Linked DNA regions of Homo sapiens: region 2 is linked to region 1. A link is a contact called in ENCODE Hi-C or POLR2A ChIA-PET data. All regions are on one chromosome and are shown on one strand. The core of a region is the stretch at or near the end of the contact, and the rest is flanking DNA. Distances in the headings are between cores, read along the strand shown.

What was found. Hi-C counts contacts between places; a loop is a spot of excess contacts on that map. ChIA-PET counts read pairs that join two places held with the same protein, here RNA polymerase II (POLR2A). Pooled maps may share reads with other maps.
Region 2: a loop to region 1 is called in a pooled map, with 2.2 times the contacts of the local background. The contact joins two enhancer-like sites. A Hi-C loop is called at or near these places in 2 of 50 pooled maps. POLR2A ChIA-PET finds 5 or more read pairs at or near these places in 3 of 52 experiments (H1, activated B cell and endothelial cell of umbilical vein).

The regions. Positions count from the first base shown.
Region 1 is chr11:61,057,357-61,063,788 of GRCh38, reverse strand. LINC02954 (long intergenic non-protein coding RNA 2954) reads right to left here. Exons shown (of 4, transcript NR_186234.1): 3 at 1,914-2,078. All of the region lies in intron 1 of LOC105369325 (a long non-coding RNA gene), which reads left to right. Among named protein-coding and RNA genes, the nearest start is that of LINC02954, 5.2 kb to the right of the region's middle. RefSeq lists enhancers at 1,779-2,018, 2,369-2,608, 1,674-2,873. Within about 2 kb of position 2,493, at least 7 of the 41 ENCODE cell types and tissues checked have a DNase peak (open chromatin) inside an H3K27ac peak, as active enhancers do.
Region 2 is chr11:60,928,036-60,934,467 of GRCh38, reverse strand. TMEM132A (transmembrane protein 132A) reads right to left here. Exons shown (of 11, transcript NM_178031.3): 4 at 5,508-5,839; 5 at 3,809-3,958; 6 at 2,584-2,779; 7 at 2,341-2,484; 8 at 724-926. Among named protein-coding and RNA genes, the nearest start is that of TMEM132A, 6.8 kb to the right of the region's middle. Within about 2 kb of position 1,732, at least 3 of the 41 ENCODE cell types and tissues checked have a DNase peak (open chromatin) inside an H3K27ac peak, as active enhancers do.

The DNA of each region.
Region 1 (6,432 bases), core at 1,244-3,743:
CTTCGCCTCCCGGATTCAAGCAATTCTCTTGACTCAGCCTCCCGAGTAGCTGGGACTACAGGCGCCCGCCATCATGCCTAGCTAATTTTTTATTTTTGTAGAGACAGGGTTTCACCATGTTGGCCAGGTGGTCTTGAACTCCTGACCTCAGGTGACCCGCCTGCCTCGGCCTCCCAAAGTGCTGGGATTACAGGCGTGAGCCACCACCGTGCCCCACCCTTTTCCTGCTTCTTTCCTGACCACACCATCAGCAGGTCTGTAACTGCTGCTTCTCTGCAGCGTCCCAGAACTAAGCACGTGAATGGCACACGTGAAATAGAAACATGATGTGTCTTTCTCACTCGTGGTCCATGGGGCTTGGCCCCATCTCCCCAACTGGAGGGAAGCTTCTCGTGGCACCATGATCTCGGGCTGTCCCCTCTGCCCACCTCCAGCCTTCCTAACAGTGCTCCATGGTTCAGTGTGGCTTCAAGTTGAAAACATGGTGGGCAGGAGAGGTTTTGGGGGCTGGGAGTAAAGTGAAGTGGTTGACCTGGCCACTGTTTTTTAAGCCTCTGCGACTGGTTTGGTTTAACACTGAAGTGGAATCTGTGTATTAAATGCTGTAATGCCTTAAAATTAACTCCCCCGAGAGCATCTGCCTAATTTTTCTCCTTTGGCTCTATGTAAGTTGCCTTGGCAGGGTCTCTGCGAATCTTAGTCTTCCATATGAAAAAGTACTGCTTGCTAAGTATAGCTTATATCCTGAGCCCCAGGGAGAAAATAGAGAAAAGATTTCCGGTAAAATCAACCTCCGTAGAAGTTCAGTAGAGGGACCTCTTCACACTTGCCCCGGTTCTGATCCTGCATGAACAGTACTTTATCCTCTCCTCCTCTTCCCTGCTGCAGTCTTATGCTCCATGCAGTCCCTCTTCCAGGGAGCTGCTGGACTCATCTCCACGCAGTAGGAGTCTGGCTGCATCACCACTGCCCTCCTCTTACTGGAAACGCTTCAGTCCAAGTTCTGTAGCTCTGTGCCCTGACTCTGCCCTGTCTCACACACACCAGGCAGGTCACGTTGGTGGATTAATGGGACTGGATGAAGGGGACATCAGGCAGTGGAAGTGGCTGTACGGAAACAGGGTGAAGGCTACACCCCATCTAAAGAGAACCAACCCAACTCTGATTATTGCCATGGAAGAATATGGCCTCCATGTTTCCAGATCCTGATTGTTCAACATAATTTTGGGAATCTGAGTTTTTATATGAAATAGCCTAATTTTCAAGCGTTGGTTTATATATATATCTTAAAACACTATATGGGCCATCAACAAAGCGTGTCTGTGGGCCACACACCCACATGTTGGGACCACTTTTGCCCTTTGCTGTGTGGCCCCAAGATGTTGGCAGCTCTCCATAAATGCCATGCCCTTTCCTCTCTGTGACTTTCTCCGTCCTGATCCCTACGCTGTCTTTGGCAGGTCAGCTTGTCCTCATATAGTGCTTGTAACAGCTATGTGACTTTGGGCCAGTTACTCACCATCCTGATGCCTCAGTTCCCTCCTCTATGAAGTGGGAATAAGGGTGACTGGGAAGAATACGTGAGTTAACAAATGCAAAGTGTTAGAAAACGCTGCACATATTGTTCATCAGTGTCATCATCGTCATCATCCTTATTATTGTCCTCCATCTAGTCTTGGCTGTCACCTCTGAGATGCCTGCCTAGACTCCTTGAAAGCAGGCTGTCCCCACCCCACCCCAATTCTGTAACACCCCAATCCCCACAGCCATCTCACTGCATTATCTGTTGGCTTCTCAGTACGCCCTGGACTGTGGGCACCTTGAGAGGAGGAATATCTTTCTGTCCATACACAACTTCGAACAAACACTTGGCCCAGAAGAGGCCTCCATAGAGGCTTACTAAGTGGATGCACCTTTCATGAATGGTGGTCTGGAAGCCTGATACCACTTGATATTTCCATCCAGATGTTATTGTTACCACCCAGGCCAAGAATGTGCTTCTTCTGGAGGCACAACAAGGTGGGGCTTGTCTGGCTGCACCACAGCATAATATCTATCCCTCCTCACAGCTCTGCTCTCTGATGGAAGCAAGGAAACAGGAAGTGAAATTGACAGGCACTGACCAACCTGGTTTCACATCAGGGGTGAATGAAAAGGACGAGCCCCCCTCCCTAGGGTGGGGCGGGAGGGAGGTGGGAGTGGGGGTGGGGATGGGACATGAGTCATGATGTGTCACTGAGATTTTTTTGGATGCATTTTTCAGTTTCAAAAGCATGAGGCGTTATTACTATGGGTTGAGAACCTGGAGTGCCAAATGACTGTGTCCCAAACAGGATGGCGCAATTGGTGTCTGGTAAAGTACCTGGGAGTTTTCTTTGTTCCAAGTGGGGTTTGTGGCTCAGCACAGGGGCCTTACAGTGATGTTATGGTCCCCATACAGTAGCGATCCGGAAGATCTGTGCCCTGACTAATTCTTCTGCCCTTGAGCTGGTGTTTAAAAGAAAAAAAAAAACCCTCTGTGGTCGCAACCAAGATGTAATGATAGACTTTGAGCCCCGAGAGTCTCACCCAGCCTACTCCGGCACGTTTTGGGATGCTGCGAAACTGAATTGAGGTGCCTGTCATCATAAGAGAACTGAACGAGTGGGGGTAAGAATTAAGATCAGCAAGAGCTGTGTTTCTCGCTGGTTGTACAAACAGGCACTTGCCGGAAGCTGCCTCAGTGGGAACAAGGTGGAGCTTCATGAGGGCCCTGTTGAGTCTTTGCTGGGAATGATGGAGGTTTTTTCCATTTTCTCATTTTCCATTACTCTAATATGGTTATAACCTGGGACTTTTTGTGTGTGGGGTCCTGGAAGGATGTTTGTGATATTCAGGAGTTCTGGTGGGAGTCGGGTAGGGTGTGGATAGGGTGAACCTGAAACTTGCCCCAAATTTGTGTTCCATTCATCAATACCAATTACCCACCACATCTTTTAGCATTTATTCAAGAAATGCATGTTGTGGCTGGAAGAATATGGGATTTGGAGTCCACTGTGCCTGGTCTTTCCTGGACAACTGGGTTGGACAAATTCCTCTACCTCTCTGAGCCCCGTTTCTTCATCTTCAATAATGCGTTTGTGATGTAGAGCTTTTGGGAAATAATTAAAGGGATGATGTGCAGACAGGTCCAGACAGACTGACCACAAGGCTGGAGAAGGTCAGTCTTAGGACCCTCCCAAGGCCATTTATCTTTTTTTTTTTTTTTTTTTTGAGATGGAGTCTAGCTCTGTCGCCCAGGCTGGAGTGCAGTGGTATGGTCTTGGCTCATTGCAACCTCCGCCTCCCGGGTTCAAGAGATTCTTGTGCCTCAGCCTCCTGAATAGCTGGAATTATAGGCGTCTACCACCATGTCTGGCTTATTTTTGTATTTTTAGTAGAGACAGGGTTTCACCATGTTGGCCAGGCTGGTCTAAAACTCCTGACCTCAAGTGATTCACCCGCCTTGGCCTCCCAAAGTGCTGGGATTACAGGCACCCTTTATCTAATTTTATTTGTGTATTATCATATTTTTTAAAGAGGGACCCCCAAATTGTATAGGCTTCAGGCTCAACAGAACCTGGACCCAGCCTTGATCTTGTATCTTGAATAATGAAGAACTGGCTCTGGGAGTAAGTGCTGGAATCCTGGCTTCATCTGTCGATAGGGTCCCGCTATTGGCATGCTGTATTTGTTCACCTCATATGCAGTTGCTACGAAGAGCATTTACTTATTACCCCAAATGGGAATCACACCCCTGGGACCAGCCACCCTGTGTAGATAATAACTATGGATAATCCTTGCTAGAAAATAAAAGGTCCAAGGTGATATATATATATATATATATATATATATATTATTTTTTAATTTGCTTCAGTGGCAGAAACAGGAGTAGATGTGAAGGGCTTGGTCCTAGTTGAGAAGTTTCTCAACTGATAATGACGGTTAACATGTACATCAGCTACTACAGGATCTCACAGGTGGGGTTATCAATGGATAGGATGAGGATCTGTGAAGTGGGCAGGGCAGAGGTCATCATGATCCCCTTTTAGCAGATGTACAAACAGACCCAGAAAGGTCAAGGAGGTCATTGGAGGATGCACTGCCACGAAAGGCACAGCCAAGATTCAAATGCAAGTCATCAAAACTCCAAATGTAGTGCTCCTTCAAAGCGTACCACATTGCCTCTCCAAGAAGCTGAGCACAAGAAAGATGGCAGGGTGGAGCTGCTGACAAGTATTTGTTCTTTATGCAGAGTGACCCCATTTTAAGGCTGCCTACTGCGGTGGACGAGAGCAGAGTGGATGGTAGGGCTCTGTTTACTGAGCATTTCTGCCTGCTGGACTCTGTGCCCGGTGGAGCTCACGCAGCCCTCTCAATGCAGCCAGGTACACATCAGTCTCTCGGGTTTATGGAGGAGGAATCTGAGGCTCACACAGGTGGCAGAGGCTCTTTGCTTCCTCCACTCTCTTTCCTTAGTTGTCAGGGTTCGAGGTTAATCTGATGAGGTTGGCAACCTCAACTTGTGGAAAACCAAAACCCCAACTGAGTGTCTTTTATTCTTTCTTTCTTTCTTTTTTTTTATTAGAAGAAAGGGTCTCACTATGTTGCCCAGGCTGGCCTCGAACTCCTTGTCTGAAGCAATCCTCCCGCCTCAGTCTCCCAAAGTGCTTGGATTGCAGGCATGAGCCACTGCACCCGGCTGTGACGACCCTTTGATTCTGCGACTCTATTTCTCCTGACTGACTGTTGAATTAAGACTTTGGTATTGCGTAGGAGGAGATTTTCTTGTGTTTTGATTAATGTTGAACGTTACTCATCTAAGAGGTTAATGTGGAACATCCGTTGCAACTAATCTACCTATACACCTTCAGTCGGGGTACTTACCAGTGCTAGGAAGACTCCTAGGATGTCAGGATGAGAAGGGGCTTTCGAATGTGTCTATTCCAGGGGCTGCAAACCTAGGCACCTACAGGGGTCAGGCAGATGTCTATACCCTGTGATCAGGCCAGGCCAGGTACAAGCCAACAGGGTGTGGCAGGGCCGTGGCATTCAAATTCAAGAACGTCAACACTCTACTGACCGAACAAAACTTGTCATATAGAGAAAATGTGGCCCACCTGCTGTCAGTTTACAACTCAAATGCGGGCAGACCCCTTCATCACACCACCAGTTACTTTGCTGAGGTCCTGAGGGTGAAAGTAACTTGCCCGGCTGGGCGCGGTGGCTCACGCCTGTAATCCCAGCACTTTGGGAGGCCGAGGCGGGCAGATCACGAGGTCAGGAGATCGAGACCATCCTGGCTAACACGGTGAAACCCCGTCTCTACTAAAAATGCAAAAAAAATTAGCCGGGCATGGTGGTGGCGGGCGCCTGTAGTCCCAGCTACTTGGGAGGCTGAGGCAGGAGAATGGCATGAACCCAGGAGGCGGAGCTTGCAGTGAGCCGAGATCACGCTACTACACTCCAGCCTGGGTGACAGAGCGAGACTCCGTCTCAAAAAAAAAAAAAAAAAAAGAAAATAACTTGCCCAAGGTCAAGTTAGACCATGAATGAGTTCACCCAGTCTTGTTTGTTGTTGTAAATTAAAAAACAAAACAAAACACCTACATTTGGATGTAAGGTTTTATAGTTTAGTGTGGTCTCACAAATTATTTTAGTGGGTGCTCATGATATCTTCACTTTAAATATAAGGAGATCGAGGTTCCGAGAGTTTAGCTAACTTCAACTCCATGTTGGGTGACCCCATATCCTGCTTGCCTGGGACAGTCCTGACCAACACTGTCCTATCATCATTATTAATAGCTTAAAAGCCTCTTTTACTCTTCAAAGTGTCCTGCTTGGGGGATAAATCACAGGCCACACTATGGGCCTCAGCCCAAACCATAGGCGGGACTCAGCCGTTTTCCTGGCCTCCTGAGGCAACACGCCTAGTGCACGGCTGTGCAGCTCCGACTCCTGATCTGAGACTCTTTCCTCCTGTGTCTTCTTGTGAGAAGGACGGCAAGGTAGGTGGAGCAGTGTGGCTGTAAAAAGGAGCGTGGACTGCGGTGTCCGTCTGACTTGAGTTCGAATCCTGGCCCTGCCACTTACCCGCCTGAGTTACTTAACCTCTCTGAGCGTCATTTTCCATGCCTGTGAAATGGAGGTAGTAACAACAGCTGCTTCATAGCCTTAGTTTGAGGATGCACTGAGAGAATGCACTCTTAGTGCTGTTGAGTGCTTGGAATCGGTTAACCTTGGGCCCCTGGGGGAAACGTCACATTCTAAAACATTTGAGGCAATCTGCAGCCTCTACCAGCACTGACACCTCCCTGAGGATGAGCAATGGCCTGACCAGCTCCCAGGGCAGGAAGCCGGGCCTCGGCCCACATGCTTGAGATGCTGGTGCCCGAGCCAGGCCTGTGGAACTCA
Region 2 (6,432 bases), core at 483-2,982, 130 kb after region 1:
GACTGGCCGTCAGCGCTGAGCGGCCCCAGCCTGCCCAGGGCCCAGCTGCTGGAGACCCGCAGCTCGTCCCCGGCGGCTCCTAATCACCAGCAGCTCCTGTTTCTCAAACGCAGACATCCGCCCCTCTTGGGGTCAGGCCCTTCCACCTGCAGGCGAGCCGCCCCAGCCCACTCCCGACTGGCGCTGTGCCTCGATCACCGCTCTTGCTCCCAAGTGGACCGCAGGGGAGACGCTCTCTTACGGGGACCCTGGGGGCGCTCACTCTCTGAAGGGCCTGGAAGCTAGATTCCAGAGGCGTGGGCCACCTCTCCCTGGGTTTTGGGGAGCCCCCTCCGAGGGTGTTCATTTCCTGAGCTCTGTGTCATCTTAGGCTCTGAGGGTACGACCAGCATAGACAGACCGCAGCTTCAAGGGGCTGACATTCTCGGGGGAGGAGCGTGGAAAGGATGGACAGGCAACATTAACCAGTACTGACGTAGATTAGGAAGTGGAGGGTGCTACGGGAGAAGTGAGGCAGGGAAGGAGGAGAGGGATGCGGAAGTCAGCAATTTCACAGAAAGCGATCATTGGCTGGGCGGCCCAGGGTGGAGGTGGGCAGAAGGAACTGCAAGCAACAGGGCAGTTTTTCTGACCCCGACTTGGGCCCATGGCTGTGTCCCCTGCGCCCTCTCCGTCCCAGTGTGACTCGCCAAGGCCTGCCAGCTTCCTCAGGCCTCCACTCACCCTTCAGCAGGGCCAGGTACCCTCCAGCCGCGGACCTGCTCGAGGGTGGTGTCGGTGAGCTCGATACGCAGCGGTAGCAGGGGGGCCCACACGGTCAGCCGCAGCGAGGCGCGGAGCCGGCGCCACCAGAAGTCCACTCGCACCCCCCGGGCGCCCCGGCTCTCCTTGCCAGCCACGAACACGGCATCACAGGCCTCAGACACCTATGGAAGGGCAGAGGGCAGGTGGGCGGGCTAAGCCACTAAAGACAGGTGTGAGGCTGGGCCGGGTGGGTGGCTCATGCCTGTAGTCCCAGCACTCTGAGAGGCCGAGGTGGGTGGATCGCTTGAGTCCAGGAGTTTGAGACCAGCCTGGGCAACATGGCAAAACTCCCTCTCTACAAAAAATACAATAAATCAGCCGGGTGTGGTGGCACATGCCTGTAGTCCTAGCTACTGGGGAGGCTGAGGTGGGAGGATCCCTTGAGCCTGGGTAGCTGAGACTGCAGTGAGCCGGACTGTACCATTGCACTCCAGCCTGGGGACAGAGTGAGACTCTGTTTCAAAATAAATAGATTAAAAAAAAAAAAAAGGCATGGGCCAGAAGAGAGCAGCCCTGACCTCAGGCCGTAGGACGGGCTCCCACTGAGTTCAGCTCTGTGTGTCACTGGAATGCATGTTGCAGCAGGATTGTTGGTTAAGCCCCTGTTCTTTGTTTAAGATTTTACTGTAGGGGCCATTCCTTGAGGTTCCCTGGGGCTCAGTCAGGGGAACTGGCCATTGCATACCAGTCTTCCTCCTGGCAGAGCAGGGGTGTGAACCCAAAACTTTGGCTCCTTATTCATGCTGGCCTTTGACATTGCTCTTGGAGCCACCTGGCAACCAGCTACAGCCAGGTAGGCAGAGGTGGGACAAAGCAGATCTCCCACCAAGGCCCTCCAGCAGGAACCACACACATTTGAGCAAAGGACCACAAGTGGGGAAAGGCACCTTCCCCCTTCAGGTGGCTGGGATTTGCATACATGCAGACTCCATGCTTCCCCTCTTAGAACTTCAAGATAGAGGAAGTTGCTCTACCACCCTCCCTTTTATTTCACTTCACAATCACCGGTAATAATAATAATAATAATTTTTACCATTGTATAATTATTACATCATATTATAACAGCAATAACTGCCATTGTTTCAGCCCCTGCTATCTGCTAAATACTGTCTTAAAGTGCTTTTAATTCTTACAACAACCCGAAGATATGTTCTCATTTTAAAGTTTAGGTAACGAGGCTCAGAGAGGTTAAGAGACCAGCCCATGATCACAAAGCTGGTTGACAACAAAGATGTGTTTCAAACTAAAACTTTCTGATCCCAGAGTATGTGCTCTCGACTCTCTCAGGCCAGCGCACTTGCCAGTGCAATAATGAGCGTGAAAGTGTCTAAGGTCGGGGGGCTGTTAGGGTTACTTGACTCGGGAGAGAGGTGGCTGGAACAAAAGAAGTTGAAGCTGTGGTTCCTCCCATGAGGTTTCTCGTCTCAAGAAGAAGCTGTTCTCTTGGGGACCCACATGAGGAAGGAGGAAAGGTGTGTGTGCGTAACTGTGCCCACACAAATGCAGACTCACATGAGCTGGGCACCTGCCACTCACCTGCAGGACCTGTGTGTTGGCAGACTCGCAGCCGACATGCTCTGTCACCTCCACCAAGGCCCCCCCGCCGTCCACAGTGACAAGGCGCACGGGGACATGCTGGGGCACTCCAGTCAGTGGTGCTGTATTCACCAGCTCCTCAGCCTGGGGGTGGAGGAGGGGCTCAGCCCCAGGCCCCTCAGCTCATGGGGCTCCTGGGACTTGGCCTCCAGCCTTCCCAGGCAGAGATGGAGGTCTCCTTACCTTGGCCAGTGGGATAAGGGCTCTGATGTCCCGCTCAGACACCAGGATTTCCCACACCATTTTGTCCTTCTCTGCTTCAGGGGCCTGGCCTGGGTACTCCAGCTGCCACGTGACGGGGCGAGTGACCGCTACGCCCCCACCAGTGCTATTCTCCACCACAAAGTCCACCCATAGGAACTCAGACAGTTCAAGGGGACTGCTGGCCAAAGGAGACAGAGAAGCCAAATGCTTGCTAGCTGCCAGGCATGGCCTCAGCACTTCCTGCATTCATGATTATCCCCATTTTACACAGGAGGAAACTGAGGCACAGAGGTTACATAGCTCACTTAAGACCACACAGCAAAAAGTAGCGGGGCTGGGATCTAAACCCAAGCATCCTCGCTCTAGACCCCAAACTCTGACCCACTCTTGGCCTCTCTAAGATCCATGAAGCCATTTAACCACCTCCCACCTGGCAAGGTGGCTCACTCCCCTGCCTGCCCGGGCCCGCTTCCCCCAGACTTCCGCTTTCCACAGCCACTGAGGTGGCATGCGGGAGATTCACTTCCAGGTCCCAGGACCAGACACTTGACCCTCTGAATGATAAGCTTCCTTTGATCAAACAAAAACCTATGTGCTGGGAACCGTCCTGGGTGCCTGATATGTAGCACTGTATTTTATTTTCAAAAATGCTAAGGGATGCATTATTATTCCTATTTCACAAGTGAAGAAACTGAGGCTTGGGTAGGGGAATGTTAACTGGCTTGCCCAAGGTTTTGCCCATCCCAAAAGCATCAGAACCAGAATTCGAACTGGGGCTACTGAGTCCATGGCCTTGACCCAGGCTCAGGGCATGAATAAGAAGAGTTCACAACCGCAGAACTGCAGCTGGGCTTTTTGGGGGAATGTGAACGGCCCAGAGAAAGGATCATTTGGTGGAAGCAGGGGGATGGAGTAGTGGCTATGAGGGCTCTACCTGGGGCACAGGATTGGTTGGCATCTCTTAGAATAAGACTCACAGACACTTGCTATGCCTGGCACATGGCTGGGGCTGGGAAGATAGTGGCCGAATGAATGAATGAAGGAATGGATTATGCCTGCTTTGTGCTGCTTCCTTGAAAAAATCTGTCCTTGGGTCTGCTCACCTGGGGATCTAGAGGCAGCATGGCAGCCTCCAAATCTGCTCAACTGCACTCTATAACCAGCCCTCCCTCCTTTGCCCCCTGGGTGGAGGGAAACTGCCCACCTGGAATCTGGCTCTGTGAGCCCAGCACGGTGGCAGGTGATGAGGGTGGTGTGGTGCCTGGAGCCCTTGAAGCGGTCCAGCTTGGCAGTCCAGAGTGTGGGCTGGGCTGGGCGGGCGGCTGTCACATGCAGCCCCTTCTTCACCTTGATCCTGGGGAAGAGAGTATAGGCTCAGTTTGGCAAGGTGCATGCTGAACTGTGGGCTGGATTGAAGGGGAAAGACAAGGAGCCAAAGCCATCTGACCTCCCTGGCTCCAGTCTGAATCTCCTCTTCACCATCCTCCAACCCAGAAGGACCCCGCCTCAGTGCAGCTCACACCTTACAGCTCTCCCCCACCCAAAGACCACTTACGCCTCCCCACTGCCCATAAGGTCAAAGCTTAGCCGGGCATTTGGGGGCCCTCCAGGGTCTGGTCCAGCCTTAACTTCGGTTGTGACATCTCTCCATGCACTCTCTGCTTCAGCTACACACAAGTTTCCCACACACACGGCACCCATTCGTGACTCCAAGCCTTTGCCCAGTCTGTGCCTTCAGCCTGCTCTGCCCTTTCTTACTTTACCTGCTGATGCTTTAAGCCTCCAACAACTCACAGACCATTTCCTTTAGAAAGCTTTTCCAGTGGTGGGATGAATTTCCCCCTTACTGCACCCACTCACCTGAGCTCCCACCGCACTTTGAACCTCCCTCAGTGCTTACACACCCACATGCCTTCTAATCCAATTCATGCCCATCCAGCTCCCTTCCCTACCACTGGGGCCCCTTTCTGCCAGATAGGGACTGGCCCTTGCTCGTGTTTGGATCTGCAGAGTGAAGACACAGGGCTTGGCAGGCTGTAAGTGTCTAGGAAAGATCTGCTTAATAAGAGTGAGCATAGGAGGGCGTAGGAGATGGGGAGACACAGAGACGGGACATGCACAAACCCAGGCAGGGCTTGAAACTAGGTCTAGGTTTCAAAGCATGTCCACAGACCGCTCTTCGATCCTCAGGAAAGATATCATTACAAAGTGAGCAAGTCCCAGTGCCTCACCCTAACCAAGCCCAGGACTATCCTGCCTAGAACTCAGGCTTCTCAGAATCTTAAAGCCTAAGAGATGCCTCTCCCATGGATTCCTGCGCTGGACTCCAGAAGCAAGTCATACTCTGCAAGCCCTTGCCGGGTGAACTGGGTAGGTGGGTGGGGGCTGCTTTGGGGGAACTTATTACGGAAAAGGACACAAAGAATCAGGGCCTTCCTATGGGGAAGAGCAAGCTCTGTCCAAAGGCTAGACTCCTACGGCGAGGGTGGCAAGGAGGGACAGCATGTAGGTGAACGTGATTGGGGCAAATATCCCTCTCTGGAGCACTGGAGCAAGAGCTCACACTTAGGTACTGCAGTCTCTAAGCCCTTTGCGGGTTCCCCTCCCTGGAGACTTGCAGCTGCCCTGAAGGTGGACCGTTAGCCCCATTGGACAAAGGAATCTCAGGGAGGTGCCAGGGGAAGGGGCAGCTTCCTACTTCTGACTCTAATTCCAGGGCTGTGCCCATGGTGGGCTCCTACCAGCACAGTCATGGCTTTTTACCTGGAAGGAGTTTAGTTTGGTGGACACATGTTTTGCAGAGGTCAAGGATTCCAGCAAGGACCCCAGGAGGAGCAGGTACCTGTCCCTAGTCTTCCCACAGAGGTTCCCACCCTCACCCATCCCCGTGGCCTGGTGCTCACCGCAGGGTCAGGAGGCTGGCTGTGAAGTTGTGCCGAAGCAGGAGGGTAGCACTAAAGAGCTGGCCGGGCCGCACTGGCATGTCAGGCACCCGCAGAGTCACAGCCTCGTCCAGAGGTACCTCCTGGTACTGCGGGGGGTCTGCTGGGCGCAGCTCCACACCCCCCACTGGGAGGGCCTGCTCCCCAGGGTCGTTCTCCTCGCCGGAGCCACAGCCCCCAGGGCCCTCAGCTGCAGGCTCAAGCGTGTAGGCCAGCTCGGCCCGTGTGGTGGAGGCCTGTGAGAACCAGTGCGAGGGAAGCTCCAGCTCCACCACGCAGGCGCCCAGGGATGGCTGTGAAGACACGACAGCAGTAATTGGCATGGGGGTGGGTGCAGGGCGAGGAACAGGATTCTCAGCACCCATGGCAGGAAACCCAGAGCTGGAGGGGCTCATGAAAGGGAGGCCCAGCATGGGCCGGAGACACAGCCTGAGTGACACAGCAAACCAGCAACCTGGCTGGGGCTTCAAACCAGGTCTAGGTTTCAGAGCATGTCCGCAGACCACTCTTCAGCCCTTGGGATAGGTCTCATTACAAAGTAAGCCAATCCCAGGGCCTTACCCTAACCAAGCCCAGGACTATCCTGCCTAGAATCCAGTCTTCTTCTCAGAATCCTAAAGCTCAAGAGACGCCTCTCCCATGGATTCCTGTGCTAGACTCCAAAATAGTGGAAATAGCAATTATAAAAGTAACACTACTAATAATGCAAACACACTGGCTGATTGATTACTCTGCCGTAAGCTATCCTTACATTCATCTCACTTGTTCCTTACTCCAACTCCAGATGGGGTAGGAATTCTTAACACCCCATTCTTCAGATGAGGAAACTGAATCTCAGAGAGATTAAGTTACTTACTCAAAGTCACACACCAAGGACTGAACTCCC